2 separate regions of the Homo sapiens genome follow, and region 1 is linked to region 2. Evidence: read pairs that join two places in POLR2A ChIA-PET (ENCODE). Cell type or tissue: GM12878. All regions are shown on one strand. Each heading gives the region's core, and the rest is flanking DNA. Links, peaks and the distances in the headings are about the cores only.

What was found. ChIA-PET counts read pairs that join two places held together with the same protein. Peaks named below come from ENCODE experiments on the same cell type or tissue, not always from the same donor. Only the 100,000 strongest peaks of a DNase experiment are listed, where the experiment ranks them.
Region 1: POLR2A ChIA-PET joins it to region 2 with 14 read pairs; 5 of 35 experiments call an interaction of 5 or more read pairs at or near these places.

What each region holds. Positions count from the first base shown.
Region 1 is chr7:88,039,813-88,048,156 of GRCh38, reverse strand. All of the region lies in intron 3 of ADAM22 (ADAM metallopeptidase domain 22), which reads right to left. Among named protein-coding and RNA genes, the nearest start is that of ADAM22, 110 kb to the right of the region's middle. In GM12878, for the core only: no CTCF peak of the experiment used is centred there; a DNase peak (open chromatin) is centred at 2,459; H3K4me3 peaks cover 732 bases; H3K27ac peaks cover 2,487 bases.
Region 2 is chr7:87,941,797-87,950,140 of GRCh38, reverse strand. All of the region lies in intron 2 of ADAM22 (ADAM metallopeptidase domain 22), which reads right to left. Among named protein-coding and RNA genes, the nearest start is that of ADAM22, 12 kb to the right of the region's middle. In GM12878, for the core only: no CTCF peak of the experiment used is centred there; no DNase peak of the experiment used is centred there.

The DNA.
Region 1 (8,344 bases), core at 199-8,198, 98 kb before region 2:
CAGTGAAAAAAGTAGGCTGCCGATCAGCACAAATATTATCAGATTCAATAATATAACAGGGAAAATATTTATTTCAAAAGTTGTGGAAGTCTAGCAACAGGGCAGGACATAAGAAGAAAACATGGCCAGAGAGGTATTCCAGTGGCAGAGAAGTTCAAGAAACTTCCATTTTTACTTTTATTTCACTTCTTTTTTATTGCTAATTTTATATTTTCATCTTTTTAAAAAATGTATTTCACTTTTCTTATATATATGTATATGTGAATAATTTTATTTAAATGTATATACATCTGATGCATTTATTTATTTGATCCATTTACTTATAAATTCAGTGCCCTGCATACGTGTAATCTAATCATGGCACTTTAAAAATAAATTTTTGTGAAAGATCCCGCTAAAATAAATAACAACGGAAATTTGAATGTATCTCAGTGTATTACAAACTCATATAACTTAATCAAATTGTTAACAATTAAAATAATTAGTAGTATCTTCAATGTTCAGAATACATACAGTTCATGGTACATAACAAAAAATCATTTTTTAATAAAAGACAAAAAAATCCAAAACATGCCTGTGTGCTCAATTTTTAGAAATATGTAAAAATTTAGAGAGCACTTGACTGCATGGAATTTTGAGTCTTATTAACAAAACAAGAAAATACAAAAATCAAATCCCAATGTATCATTGAGAGTCACAATAAACAGAACTGACAGTAGACACACAGACTCCATGAAAAGAAAAGATCTTGGTGAATTAGAACAGTCAAATCAGGATTCATGAAGACTTAATTGCTGGAAGATAGATTAAATGTCCATGGTTTGTAAAGAGGCATAGAGGAACATTTCAAATGAAAAGAATAACAACAGCAAAGCTGTGGCAGGGAAAAAACTACAGAGGTAGAGAAAAGATAAGCCTGCCTGAGAGTTTAAGTTGAGGAAATAATACCACCAGCTAGCATTTATGGTGTGCCAGGAACTGTACTAGGTATTTTAAATGCATCCATAGATCACAGAAATAAACAGCCAATTGGGAAGGTAGTTATAAATATGATCTCATTTGGTAGGCTAGGAAATAGATGCCTGAAGACAAATGGCAAGCCCAAGGAGGTACACAAGTGGCCAGTGAAAGGAACAAGCACCAAGTTCCACAGCTGGTGAATGATTACACCAAGATGTATTCCCACGTAGGTCTAATTCCTGAGTCTACCATCTGAACAACCACATTCCACTATTAATGAAAAAGAGTAAAACTAAGTTGCCCATGATTTTATATTGTATCAACAAAGTGGCCAGTGCACATTAAAGAACTATTCAAGATGAAAGTCCTATAAAAATTAACCTAACTGTAATAGTGTTGGAAAACTGGATAACCACATGCAAAACAATAAAATCAGACTCTGAAATCATGACATATATAAAAAACACTCAAAATAGGCTAAAGACTTAAACACAGACCTGAAGCTATAAAACTTTTGGAAGAAAACATAGGGTAAAAGCTTCCTGATATTGCTCTGGGCAATAATTGTTTTGGCTATAACCCCCAAAACACAGGCAACAGAAGCAAAAATAAACAAATAGCATAATACCAAACTACAAAGCTTCTGCACAGGAACAATCAACAGAATGAAGAGAAAACCTACAAAATGGGGGCAAATATTTCTGAAACAAACATCTGATAAGGTGTTAACATCCAAAATATATGAGGAACTCAAAAAACTCAATAACAAGAAAACAAATAACATGATGGAAAAAATAGGCAAAGGATCTGAATAGACATTTTTACAAAGAAGATATACAAATGGACAACAGGTAAATGAAAAAATACTCAACATCATTAATAATCAGGGAAATGCAAAGTGAAACCACAATGAGATATCACCTCACACAAGTAAGAATGGCTTTTATCAAAAAATAACAAAAAGATAGCAAGGGCTGGTGAGGATGTAGAGAAAAAGGAACTCTCACACACTGTTGATGGGAATATAAATTAGTACAGCCATTAGGAAAAACAATCTGGAGGTTTCTCCAAGAATTAAAAATAGAACTATGATATGATCCAGCACTCCCCCTTCTGGGTATGCATCCAAAGAAAATGAAATCAGTATGTCAAAGAGATATCTGCACTCCCATGTTTATTACAGCACTATTCGCAATACCTAAGATATGGGGTCAAACTAAGTATCTATGGATGAATGAATGGATAAAGAAAACAGGGTGACATACACACACACACACACACACACACACACACACACACACACACACAATAGAATACGACTCAGCCTTAAAATGAAGGAAATCCTGTCATTTGCAACAACACGAATGAACCTGGAGGACATTATAAATGAAATAAGCCAGGCACAGAAAGACAAATACTACATGATCTCATTTACATGTGGAATCTAAAAAAGTTGAACTCACGAAAGAGAAAGTATAATGATGGTGCCAGACTCTGGAGGAAGTGAGGAGGGTGTACAGAGAGACACTGGTTAAAAGGTACAAAAGTCCAATTATACTGGGGCAATAAGTTCTGGAGATCTATTGCACACTGTGGTAACTACAGTTAGTAATGTATTATATACTTGGAAATGGTGAAATGTTCTCACCATAAAAACATGAAAAGTACGTGAGGTGACAGATAAAGTAATTCACTTGATGTAATCATTTCACAGTATGTACATACATCAAAACATCATGCATACCATAAATATACACAATTTTTTTCAATCATATCTTAATAAAGCTGGGTGGGAAAGCAACAAGAAAAAAAAAATAACCTAACTGCAAGACATAGAAAGAATTAACAAAGGAGATTCATGGTTGAAATGTCTCTATTAGGCCTGGTGCGGTGGCTCAAGCCTATAATCCCAGCATTTTGGGAGACTGAGGTGGACAGATTGCCTGAAGTCAGGAGTTTGAGACCAGCCTGGCCAACATGGTGAAACCCTGTCTCTACTAAAAATACAAAAATTAGCCCGGTGTGGTGGCAGGTGCCTGTAATCCCAGGTACTCCGGAGGCTGAGGCAGGAGAGTCGCCTGAACCCGGGAGGCGGAGGTTGCAGTGAGCTGAGATCACGCCATTGTACTCCAGCCTGGGCAACAAGAGCGAGAGTTTGTCTCAAGAAAAAAAGGCCGGGTGCAGTGGCTCAAACCTGTAATCCCAGCACTTTGGGAGGCCGAGGTGGGCGGATCGCCTGAGGTCAAGAGTTCCAAACCAGCCTGGCCAACATGGTGAAACCCCGTCTCTACTAAAAATACAAAAATTAGCCAGGTGTGGTGGCAGGTGCCTCAATCCCAGGTACTTGGGAGGCTGAGGCAGGAGAATCACTTGAACCCAGGAGGCAGAGGTTGCAGTGAGCCGAGATCGCGCCACTGCACTCCAGCCTAACTGACAAGACCAAGACTTCCTCTCAAAAAAAAAGGCCAGGCACCTGTAATCCCAGCACTTTGGGAGACCGAGGCGGGTGGATCATGAGGTCAGGAGATCGAGACCATCCTGGCTAACACAATGAAACCCTGTCTCTACTAAATATACAAAAAATTAGCCAGGCATGGTGGCACACACCTGTAGTCCCGGCTACTCAGGAGGCTGAGGCAGGAGAATTGATTGAACCCGGGAAGGGGAGGTTGCAGTGAGCCGAGACCGCGCCACTGCACTCCAGCCTGGGAGACAGAGTGAGACTCCATCTCAAAAACAAACAAAAAGTCTCCATTATATGAATTTAATAAATTTCTCCAAATCGAGGAGCTTTTAGTTGAAAATTCCACGTATACATCCATCTGCATGTTATCATTATGGAACCACATAACAGAGCAGATAACATAGCAGTTCCTGAGCACTCTAAAGACATCATCATCATAATCATAGATGATATGATGCAGAATCTATTATCCAAAAGGGAAGAGTAACTTTTAAGTTAATTTTAAACCACTTTCTTCAAATAATTGAATTATCAATAGCTTAGCTAAGAGTGGAACTGCAATGTAATATTTGAGAGCAGTCAAGGGCTATTATTTGACTACAATTTTGAAAATCATTTTAAAAATCTACTTTTTAATAACTGACATATTGTTTGGCTTCCCTATTTTAATTTCAAGAACAAGTACTTCTCTTTGGATTTAATGTATGCCATACTGTAGCAATGAGAAGAATAGTTGATTTGATTTATATAACACACATTTATAAAAACAGATGAAGTATCTTTGATGCTAAAAATGGAAATTATTTTCCCTAGGATCTCTTGTATTTTTAAATGGCATGCACACTGATTAAAAACTCTCCACAATTTACATCCACATATGGACTTGTGTGGATTTGCATGGATGTATCTGAAATAAATAATGTAAATGCTCTTTATTTTGTCTATACCTTTACTCAGCTTTTTCACTGATTCAAATTGGAAATAAATATAAATTTTTAAGTATACATTTTCTTCTCTTTTTTTTTAAGAGATGGAGTCTCACTATCCAGGCTTGCCCATGTTGGAGGGCACTCCACAATCGTAACATACTAGAACCTCTAACTCCTGGGCTTAAGTGATCCCCCAGCTTCCCAACTAGCTGGGACTACATGCGCATGCCACTGAGACTGGCTAGCATACATTTTCTATAATATGGAATGGCATAAATCTTACCCTGAAAAGTAGAATATTCTTTTTTTTTTTTTTTTTGATACTGAGCCTCGCTCAGTCACCCAGGCTGGAGTGCAGTGGCGCGATCTAGGCTCACTGCAAGCTCTGCCACCCAGGTTTACACCATTCTCCTGCCTCAGCCTCCCGAGTAGCTGGGACTACAGGTGCCCGCCACCACGCCGGGCTAATTTTTTGTATTTTTAGTAGAGACGGGGTTTCATCGTGTTAGCCAGGATGGTCTCGATCTCCTGACCTCATGATCTGCCCATCTCGGCCTCCCAAAGTATAGAATATTCTTTATCCATGTGTTCATTTATCTGTACTAATATATACAGTTAATAAAATAATAAACAGAATCATTATTATTACTTTTCCAACAGTCACTTCCCTGAGATCTATGTTTCAAAGAAGAAACAGCAATATTGTTTGAAGCTGCAGATTTGAAATGGGCAGCTAGCATCAAACCCTCAAAGAACAGAGAAAATAGGTAAGCTAATTGAAAGGTCACCATTGCGCAAGGAAGTTTGTGTCATCCACCTTCTTGCTACCAGAAGCAACTTTTTCTTCTTTTACAGCTATGGTGTATTTCTTTCCTTAGAAGGCTATTAATATATTCAAATTTTGATCTGGTATGCCAAGGAAATAGGAAGAAATATCAATGAATGAACAAGACAATCAGGACACCTTGAGATTAGGTTAGAAGCACATTAAGTCACACTCAAGAACAAGATATTATATTGTGGATTCCTAGCTATCATCGAGTCTCCCTTAATCAAGTGCAAAATGTCAGCCTGACCTGAACAAGTTCAGGAAAGACTTGAATTGGAGGATGAACATAATTACTAACTGAGCCACAAATCTATTTTTTTTCCTAAATGAAGAGAAATGCTAAGTCAATGGAGAGAAATGAAGACTGAATGTGCATGTGAGTAAAGGTAAAAATATTAATTTCCAATTTCATTTCAAACTTCAAATCAAGTATAAAGCTAAAGGCTGTATAGCAGAGTAATCTATGAATAAATATACAAAAGATTGTTGCATGTAATGATCTCAATAGCTATAAGCAGCTCCAAATTAAACAGGCAAACAAAACAGTTAAGTCTTTAAGTGTCAGTATTTAGTTTCATACCAGCTATATACCAGATCAACATAATCCACCAATTTGAAAATGAAACCAAAGTTCACTTCTCACATTTTTCCTCCCTACAAGATGCTCTAGCTAACACACCATATTTGGAAAATTTATAAATTTTCAAACCCTCTGCAAAATGGAAGTAAACTTGAATCTTTCTTATGGCCTACTAAATAAACAATCAAAAACTGGCAATAGATTCTGATGTATTCAAAATCAATGGAAAACAGTGAGAAAGCCCTCCCCTGAAGATAAACTTTCTTCTTAGATTGGAGAAATGATTTAGACAGTACAGCAAACAATACAGTATAGATATGACTCAAAGAAAAGCTCTATCATCAATTTTAGCAATACCAGCAGAGAACAATTAACAACAAATCTCTATATTTACATAGAAACAGGTGCTATTTATAAATACATTTTAAGAAACCAGAGAAAAACACTTTTCTCTCTATTCAAATAAGAAATCTACATTTTTATTTTGTTTCTCAACAGATCTGTTTCTAAGAAAAATTGCATTTCAAAATGTGGCTTGGCTCACACACATACACACAAAGGCAACTTAAAATAAAGGGAATGCTATTCCTTCAAAGGTCAGAGGATGAAAGCCATAATTTGATTATTCACCAGAAGCAATTATCCTTATCTGGGAAGACAGAGGAAGGCAGTCACTTTACATTACACTTTACCTGGGCTAGGGAAAAAAGCATGTTAAATTGTCCAGAATTTTATAACAAAGGATAAGGGCAAAAGTACTGGCGTGTATCTCTCATTAAAAACATGATATTTGCAAAATTAATCTTAAATTTCACATTCAAATATAGTTGAGTTGTGGGAAATGTTTACAAAGAGGTAACAAAGACAGATTTAAGATAAAATGAATGTATAGATATAGATGAGTATATTAAAACATTTTTAGGTATTTTTATATATATAAAATATATATGGATGTGTAATTAGTATAGTTTTCCACAAACATGCACATACTAATGTAAAACTCCAAGCTAGCATTCCATTGGCACCATCTATGTTAGTATAACTATTTTAACTTCCGCAAATAATTAATGATGGCACTCACTACCATTCTTGATTCCATCTGTCCTGTGGTAAGTAGAATTCTAAGATAGCCCCCAAGATTCCCACCCCAAGGTGTATACCCCCTGCACAATTCCTTCCCCTTGAATATTGGTGGGACTGTAAATACGATGGGTTACCATCCATATAATGTTACATGGCAAAGGGGTTTTCACAGATGTAATTAAGGTCCTTTATCAGCTGACTTTGTGTTAATGAAAAGGGAGACAACTTTGAGTGGCCTAATTTAATATTGTGAGCCCTTAATCAGGTCAGAAGCCATAGCAAAAGCTCTCCTGCTAGCCTGGAAAAAGCAGTTGCCATATTATAAACTGCCTATGGAAGGGGCCATTGGACAAGATCTGAGAGTGACCTTTTGGGGCTAAGAGAGGTTTTGATCCAACTCTTAGCAAGAAAACAGGGACCTTAGTCATCGAGCCACAAGGAATGCTGAATTCTGCCAACAACCTTGAATGACTCTGAGAAAACCCCCAAACCTCAGATGTAAGCCAACACCTTTATTTCACCCTGAGCAGAGACCCAGCTCATCTGAACAAGCAAACAGGCCAACACCTTTACTTCACCCTAAGCAGAGACCCAGCTCATCTGAAAACAAAATCCTGAACCACATAAAGTGTGAGATAATAAATTTGTGTTATTTTAAGCCACTAAGTTTGTGTTAATTTGTTACACAGCAATAGAAAAACAAAACAAAAAAAAAACTAAATAAAATTTTAATTTTCTCTTTACCACATCATCTGCAACAGATATTTAATAAACTTGGATGACAGGGGAAGTATAGACAGAACCACTTACAGATGTGTGAAAATCTAGAAGACCTGATGGTGATGGGGAGTAAGCTGATGAGTTTAACAATGGATGTGTTGGCTAGGCTCAGTGGCTCACGCCTGTAATCCCAGCACTTTGAGAGGCTGAGGCGGGTGGATCACCTAAGGTCAGGAGTTCGAGACCAGCCTGGCCAACATGGTGAAACCTCGTCTCTACTAAAAATGCAAAAAGTAGCTGGGTATGGTGGCGGGTTCCTGTAATCCCAGCTACTCAGGAGGCTGAGGCAGGAGAATAGCTTGAACCTAAGAGATGGAGGTTGTAGTGAGCCAAGATTGTACCACTGTACTTCAGCCTGGGTGACAGAGCAAGACTCCATCTCAAAAAATAAAATTAAAAAAAAAATGGAAGTGTTGATCTTGAAGTGATAACTGAAATCCTGACCCTTTGAGAAAGATGCAATAGGAACTGGTGGTGTGGGGAGAACAGTCATGAAAGAGGTCAGGCTTAGCAAATATCTACAGAAATAGGGTTGAACTGTGATGAGTGGGAGAGTGAAAAGGACACTGACTCAGGCTTGGATATGTCTACATTTAGAGAGGGAAGATGTGCTAAAAAGAAGCTGGAGAAAAGGAAGGAAGAATTACTATTAAGAGTTTTGAGGATGAGAGAATCAGCCTTTTCAAGTACCTACAGAGAATCCAAGGACAAAAACGGTC
Region 2 (8,344 bases), core at 152-8,151:
AAAGAAACATTACAAAGCTACTTTCACAGCCTCCTTTTACACTGAGATATAAATTCTTGAAGCTAATTATACTAATGTGCCTGTTCTCTACTGGTATATTTTTCTGATTTAAACTAGTATATGAAGATCTTTTAGAGGCATGAAGATTTCATGGAGTATGGGTAACATCCACCTCCTAAGAAATAAAAAAGTTATAAAAGAATATAAATATTTTATATTAACATATTAATCAATGTTATAATTTATATAATAGACGTGTAAACTTACATATTTTATTATCTATATTTTATATTTACATATAAATTTATATTAACATAATTAATCCATATTAAATAATATGAATATTTTAGATTAGGTTGTTAGTCCATAAAAGTAAGATAAAAACTAGAAATTTATTTTTAATTTTTAGACAAAATATCTGGGGCTTAGCTATAGGAAAAAAAAAAGGTTGTTGTCCTTAGTTCAAAACCATAGTTTAAAAAAATCAAACCCTAAAAATAAATAGTAAGGGAAATCCTTGGCTGAATATGCCATATGAATTCAAATCCATCAGAAATAGTAGATGTCACTCTCTCAGAAGACATACATCATTGTCTTAAAGAAAATGCAGCTCCAGGCAGCGAATGACAAAGTCTGGTGAATAAAGTCACACAAAAAGGTTAAATAGCTTGAATTTATTTTTGTTGGAAAAGACAGGGCTATAAAGTGACATGAATGATTTTGTCACAGTGATTATAGTGGCCTCAAGACAGCAAGGAGACTTTATGTGGTAGAACGTCAGTATGCCAATCATTGTCCAAGTTCCTGTCATTTTATTTGGCTGTCTCCCTCCCCTCGTCATCATGGCCCTGCCTTTCCTAATAGGCTTTGCCTTTCCTAATAAATCCTGACTCAGATTTGAAGCAAGAGGGACAGCTACTTCAATTCAAACACTCACCTTGAGAGCCCGGCCATACCAACACAGGCCCTGGCTCTGCTGGGCCAGGAGGGGTATAAGTGCAGGAAGAGGAGGAAAGAATTTAGGGCTTTAGCCATAAAAGTAGAATGAGGTCCACGATCCTCTCCATGCCATCCCAACGAAAGCATTACATAATCCAGAGAAAATAAATATTGTAACTCTTGGAACTATCTCAAAAGTACATACAATCACTAACAAATGGTCACAGAACTTTTTTCCTGCATTTTTGGTGAAAGAAAATTGAAACAAAAGTAGACCATAAATATTTACTGAGCACCAACTGTGTGTCAGGCACAGTGCTAAGCAGTGCACAAACAATAGTGAATATGAATAACCAATTGTGAGCCCAACATTACAATCTGTTTCATAAGAACACCTTCTACTAACACCCAAGTTATCGGCGCCCCAATCCCCTCCTTAATGGACACATAAGCATGCACAACTTTATGCCAAGCCTATGAGGCAAATTTTACTTTTAGAATACCTATAAAAATGCCTGGTCATTCCTTTATACTGAATATGAATCCTGTAGCAATGTAGCAATGGATCCCTATCCTGTAGCAATGGATTACTGTCAAAGACTTTGAAAAATGACATGATCAGCAAATGTAGAGGGTAAACTAAGCATATAATTTAAAGCTTAAATCCAGGGGATTATGAGCAGTGAGAACTAGGAAAATGATTTTAGGAAGGAGATTATTCCAGCAATAAAGGGCAGAAGGGACATTAAAATCCACATCCACAGAGGAGAATGAATGAGGAGCAATTCAAGGGGCACAACAGAAACAAATGAATGGAAAAAAAGAAAAACCTCACAAAATATAGGTTTACAAGTAAGTAGTAAAATGGAAAGCGTGTTGAATTATAACACATTTTCTAAATCCCAAAATAAGTCCAGCAATGTGCTACAGGGATGGTTCCCAACACTGAATGTAAATAACCTTTCAGAGACTTGTTTTTACTTTAGTTGCATAGAGAAAGAGACGCTTGGCAGAAATAGAGTGGGGGGAAATACAAAATAAACCAAGGGTCATACCGAATGAGAAAAGAGCAAAGCTATGTACACAGGAAAATGGAAAGAGGCTGCAGGAAAGTGACAGAGCCTATATTGAGGGATGATGAAAGAAAGAGAAGAAGAAAAAAGAGAAGAAACAATTGTCCAGGGAAAACCTGATGTAATGTTGGGGGTATGGGAGCATTAATGAAGAAACAGGGCCCTCTATAAGTCATGGCATCAACAATTTCATTCAGTCAATATTTGCTTGTTGAGCACCTGTTATGTACAAGGCTCTGTCTGTGCTCAACGATGGAAAGAAATACAAATGAAGATGAGGGTCCATGCCTTCATTCCATGTTATTGCGTGTAATTAAATTAAAATAATTTTTATTCCATAACCCTACAATAACTGCAAAGTTCATCATTTCATAATCAGAACACTTAAGAAAACACCCAAAACACTCATCAAAGACCGCAAGTAGATGTCATATTAAATTGATTATGAATAAATAGTACTTTTCCCTCGTTAACTATGAGAGAACATTGTCTATTCAAGATTATTAAGAACTATAAGAACATCATGCTAAACTTGTCTCAGAAATTAAATTAAGTGAAAATTCTTAGTATCTCGGCACCAATATCCTCTCCCCACCACTTTTTTTTTTTTTACTTTAGAGGATTCTGAGAGTCAATGAAAACTGCTATACACTGTGGTTTGACATAGTCTTACCTCTAGTAACTTACCTAGCCAGAATGGCTTCACCTTTGGTGACAGGAATGAACACTTCTTGAATTTCCCCTATCTTCTTATCACTCAATATCTGTCCAAGTTAGAAGGTACTTTCACGAGGAAATAATTCAGAAAAAAAGCTATGTACTATTTACAGCTAAACCAGCTATACAGGATCATAAAAAGTGAGAACATTTTTGTAGCCCTGAATCAAAGCTTTCATAATCTTTTTTTTATAATTTCAACTTTTATTTTAGATTCAAGGGATACATGTGCAGGTTTGTTACATTGGTATATTGAGTGATGCTGAGATTTGGGATATGAATGATCCTATCACGCAGATGCTGAGCATAGTACCCAGCAGTTAGTTTTTCAACCCTTGCCCCTCTCCTTCCCTTCCTCTCTCTTAGTCCCCAGTATCTACCATTGCCATTTTGATGTCCATGAGTATCCAATGTTTAGCTCCCACTTATATGTGAGAATATACAGTATTTGGTTTTCTGTTCCTGTATTAATTCACTTAATATAATGGCCTCCCGCCACATCTGTGTGGCTGCAAAGGATATAATATCATTATTTTTAAGGCTGCATAGTATTCCATGGTATATATGTACCACATTTTCTTTACCCAGTCCACCATGAATGAGCACCTAGGTTGATTCCCTGACTTTGCTGTTATGAATAGTGCAATGAACATGAGTGCATGTGTCTTTTTGGTAGAATGATTTATTTTCTTTTGGCTATACATAGACCAGTGGAACACAATAGAGAGCCCAGAAACAAAGCTGCATACCTCCAGCCATCTGATCTTCAACAAAGTGGGCAAAAATAAGCCATGGGGAAAGAACTCCCTCTTCAATAAACAATGCTGGGATAGCTGGCTAGTTATATGCGGAAGAATGAAACTGGACCCCTAACTTTCACCATATATAAAAATTAACTCAAGATGCTTCAAACTATAAGAATCTTAGAAGAATACCTAGAGAACACCATTCTGGAAATCGGCCTTGAGAAAGAATTTATGACCGAGTCCTCAAAGCAATTGCAACAAAAACAAAATTGTCAAGTAGGACATAATTAAACTCAAGAGCTTCTGCACAGCAAAAGAAACTATCAACAGAGTAAACAGATAACTTACAGAATTCAACAAAATATTAGCAAACTATGCATCCAATGAAAGTGTAATATCCAGAATCTATAAGGAACTTAATTCAACAAGCAAAAAATAAATAATCCCAATAAAACATAGGCAAAAGACATAGACACTCCTCAAAAGCAGACATACAAGCAGCCAACAAACAAGTAAAAAAAATGCTCAACATCACTAATCATCAGAGAAATGCAAATCAAAACCACAATGAGATACCATCTCACATCAGTCAGAATGGCTATTATTAAAAAGTCAAAAAAACAGATGCTGATGAGGGTAAGGAGAAAAGGGAACACTTACACACTCTTGGTGGGAATGAACTTATTCAGCCACTGTGGAAAGCAATTTGGAAATTTCTCAAAGAACTTACAACAGAACTACCATTCAATCCAGCAGTCTATTACTGGATATACATCCAAAACTTTCATCATCTTTGATGATGTTAAGGTTTCTACCAAAGTCAATAAAGTTCTTCCTAAGACATAATGGCTTCAGCCGGGCGTGGTGGTTCACGCCTGTAATCCTAGCACTTTGGGAGGCCGAGGCGGGTGGATCACGAGGTCAGGAGTTCAAGACCAGCCTGGCCAAGAAGGTGAAACCCCCGTCTCTACTAAAAATACAAAAAATTAGCTGGGTGCGGTGGCAGGCGCCTGTAATCCCAGCTACTCAGGAGGCTGAGGCAGGAGAATCGCTTGAACTCGGAGGGTGGAGGTTGCAGTGAGCTGAGATGGCACCACTGCACTCCAGCCTGGCGACAGAGTGAGACTCCATCTCAAAAAAAAAAAAAAAGAAAGAAAAGAAAAGAAATAATTGGCTTCATTCTTCAGCATACTGGCAAATTTGTAAATATATCTGTTTTTCAAAATCCTATCCTTATTAAACACTTACTTAAAGTTTTTCTGGAAGGCACATGAAAGCATTCCTAACTATTTGTAAGCTGCAGCTAATACCAACCTTGAAAATTCACAATCTATGGCAAACCATGACTGACACCAAAATTATCCATCTCAGTAAGAACGAATTTTCCAAATTCTAACTTAGGGACTCTTCATTTACACAACATACATTTATTTAACACATACCACATGCTATTCAAAATAAGATGTTGCTCATTTTGTACAAACTGATTTTTTAGAGTATGAAAAACTCCTGCATAAATTAGGAAATCAATATTTAATGGTCTCATCTCCTGATCCATGCAAGGCACAGTGTCTAAAGTCTAAACTGTAAAATGGGGAGAAGTGTGAAGCCCCTTAAAGCATTCTCTCACTAGCCTGCAGACCTTTACAAAGACCAAGAAGAAGAAAGAGGTGAAAGACAAGAAGGTAAAGAAAGAGGAGGAAGAAATAATAAAAAGAAAAAGAAAAAAACACACACATATAGAATAGGAAGGAAGAAGAAGAAGGAAGGAGGAGGAACCGAATACTTAAAGCTCATGTGTGGATGAGAACAAGACTGACTAAAAAAAAAAAAACAAAAAAAAAAAAAACACAAGTTTCCCTTTAAAGACCTAAGACACAGATCAAGGGTGGAGCCAGAAACTCAGAAAGTGCTTCAGACTCTTTCAGGTAGCTCTTTCTAGTTGAGCCAGAAGGATACTGACCTGACCAGCCTAGTATCTTCTCTTGATCATTTGCTCTCTGATTTCCCTGAGCCTCACCTGCCACCACCCTTTTACCTACAGCCTGTTCCTGACCATATCTGATGATCCTAGATCATTCCTCAGGTAACTGCTCGCCTCGCTCCCTCTCCAGCCTACTTTAGATTAATACCACCAAGCTATGTGTAGCCTCAACTGCCACTTATGCCTGCTGAGGAGCCACAGCTGAGTTCCTCAACAGAACACTAACAGGATATCCCAAAGGCATTAAAAATCCACTAGGGAAATCAAAGAAATCTGCAGAACCAGGTTCTGTCAAGTGGTAGCTCTTCCTGTAGCATCATGCTGTTTAATCCAAAGAAAGAAAACCACACAGAGAAAAAAGCTTGAGCAATGACCAAATTGTGTGTACCAGCAAATTGTGTGTACCAGCCTGACCCCCAACATCCTAACCTCATCCTAACCTTGAAGTGCCTAGGTTCAAATCCCCTAACCTCACTAGTGGAGGAAATGAAGGCAATTCCTCCGAAACAAACCTACTTAAAAGGCAAATTGAAAAAAAAAAAATAAAGCAGAATAGAAATTGACCAACTAGAGGTAAAAGCTAGAGACATGGGGCAGTGTGAAGCAGAATAAGTGGTCTCACACAACTCAACCAGGAGTTCTGCCTCAGCTAGAAAATTTTAAAATCACTTGCAAAATGTGAGCTCTCAAGGCCTATCTGCAGAAAAGCACCATCGATTTCTCATCTTCAAAGAGTTATCTAACAATCTTTACTTGAGACAAAAAATGCAACAAAAGGGCAATTATTGCTAAGTGCTAAAATCCCCTAGTACAAAATTAAATTTTAAAAAGGAGAAGAAAAATGTTCATTTAACCTCGCTGATACATGATTCTGAAAATCTCTTCAACACAAATAACAAGCATATTTAGGGGTAGGGGAGAATGATTTACGTTCTTTATTCCTTCTCTTTCCAGTTAGAACCGCTGATATTTCTGGATCATGGTACAAAATTTTCAATTTTATTTTCAAAATCAAGTTACAGAGAACAGTCTGTCCTGGGGGAAACAAAACAAACTTCTATTTTAAAAGGAACTCTAATGATAAAATCAAAAGTAAAGGATAGCCAGAAGTCAAAAATCATTTTTATATAAAATATTTCTATTTTAAAAAATACAGCATGTTGTACTCTATTTTAATTATATGTAAAATAACTGCAAGTTAGCTAGGGAGGAGACCTGGGCCAGACCAAGAAATAACGTTAGGTATGTTCCAACACAGAGATAAATGGGAAACCACATGTCAAATAAGTAGTAAAGATTATAAAAGATTATTTTATGTTGATGTCTAACATTTTGAGAATCCTATTCCCACTTCTACCACTTATTACCTGTATAACCTTAGGCAGGTTAATTAACTTCAGTTTCCTCATCTTCAAATGGGTATAACAGTATCTACCTCATAATGAGAGATAATGCATGTAAATCACTCAATACAATGCCTGGTACATGACAAAAAAAGTTATATATTATTTATATTTTGTATATATTATATATTTATACTTATATATTATAAATGTTTATATTTATTTAAGTTAATAAATACTAATCCTTATTTTTTCAACTATTTCCCCCAATGTTTGCTTGCAAGTGCTTTTATTATCAAAGTAAACACATTCAACTACATGTTTTCAGAAGCTATCATTTTTTGTTATTATTGATTACATATCTCTTTTACCTGAATGATATCACGTTTGGGACTCTGGTACTGCTAGTTCTATGAAGGCATAAAAGATACTTTGTATTTTTTCTTTTGGAGAAAAATATATGAATATGGATCCCTGCTTAGCAATTAATGTTTCTACCTATGAAACTTTGACCACAAAAAGGCATATACAATTTTGGTGTTGATTGCTGAATACTAATATGTGACTTACGATGAACGAGTGTAACAGAGAGTGTACATATCTACAAACAAATAGGACACGTGTCCTTCAAGAGGTGTTTTTCACCATTTAAATGTCAGATATCCTCACAAATTCCATTTTCATTTTCAAGATAATAAAAATGAAACATTCCTGTTGTGCTCTGCAAGCTTCTTCACTATTGTCTAACTTTAAAATGTATATATTTTTCAGGCACTAAAAGTCATATATAGTTCCAATGGGGTAAATGTAAGAAATCTGACTCCAGCAACATTTAATGGCATCTAAAGAATCGTTGGTGGCCCCCTTCCATAAGACCAGTCTAGCATAGTAGTTAAGCACATAGGCAGTGCGGTGGAGCTGAAGTGCCTAGGTTCAAATCCCCTATCAGCTTTGTGACTTTACAGATAAGTATTACCTGTCACACATGATTTTTTTGAGGACGCAATGAATTAATGTACATCAAGTATTCAGAAGACCATTTGGCACATAAAAGGTAGCCATGTAAGTTACCATATATTTAGCTATTTTAGTATATAACATATATAGTGACACTATTAAAAGTATTTTTCTCTTTTTATCATTTCCTTTTCCTTCCACCTTCTCACCATTCCCCTCAAGGACTCTACCTTTTCTTCTGCTCCATCCCCCAGCCCCACTTTTATGAACATCTATCTTCTTTCCCTTTGGGGCTTATCCATGCTACTTAATGATAAATATGGCCCTATCTAATTAGCCCCACTGGAGTTAGGGAATACTACCGACCTTACAGATTCCTGTTCTCAGTGTGTTGTGAGAAAAAAGCAGGCCTCTCTCCAAGTTCTTCTAAGGGACTCTATTTGTTAAAAACAACAGGAGAACTCTTGGCATTCTTTGCAATATGAGAAAGCAAATAAAAATAGGAACATTTTTTATCAACCTATAAGCTCTTAGAGTCATTCATAGTTAGTTTCCTATGTGTAGCTATACAGAAGTGATGAAAGA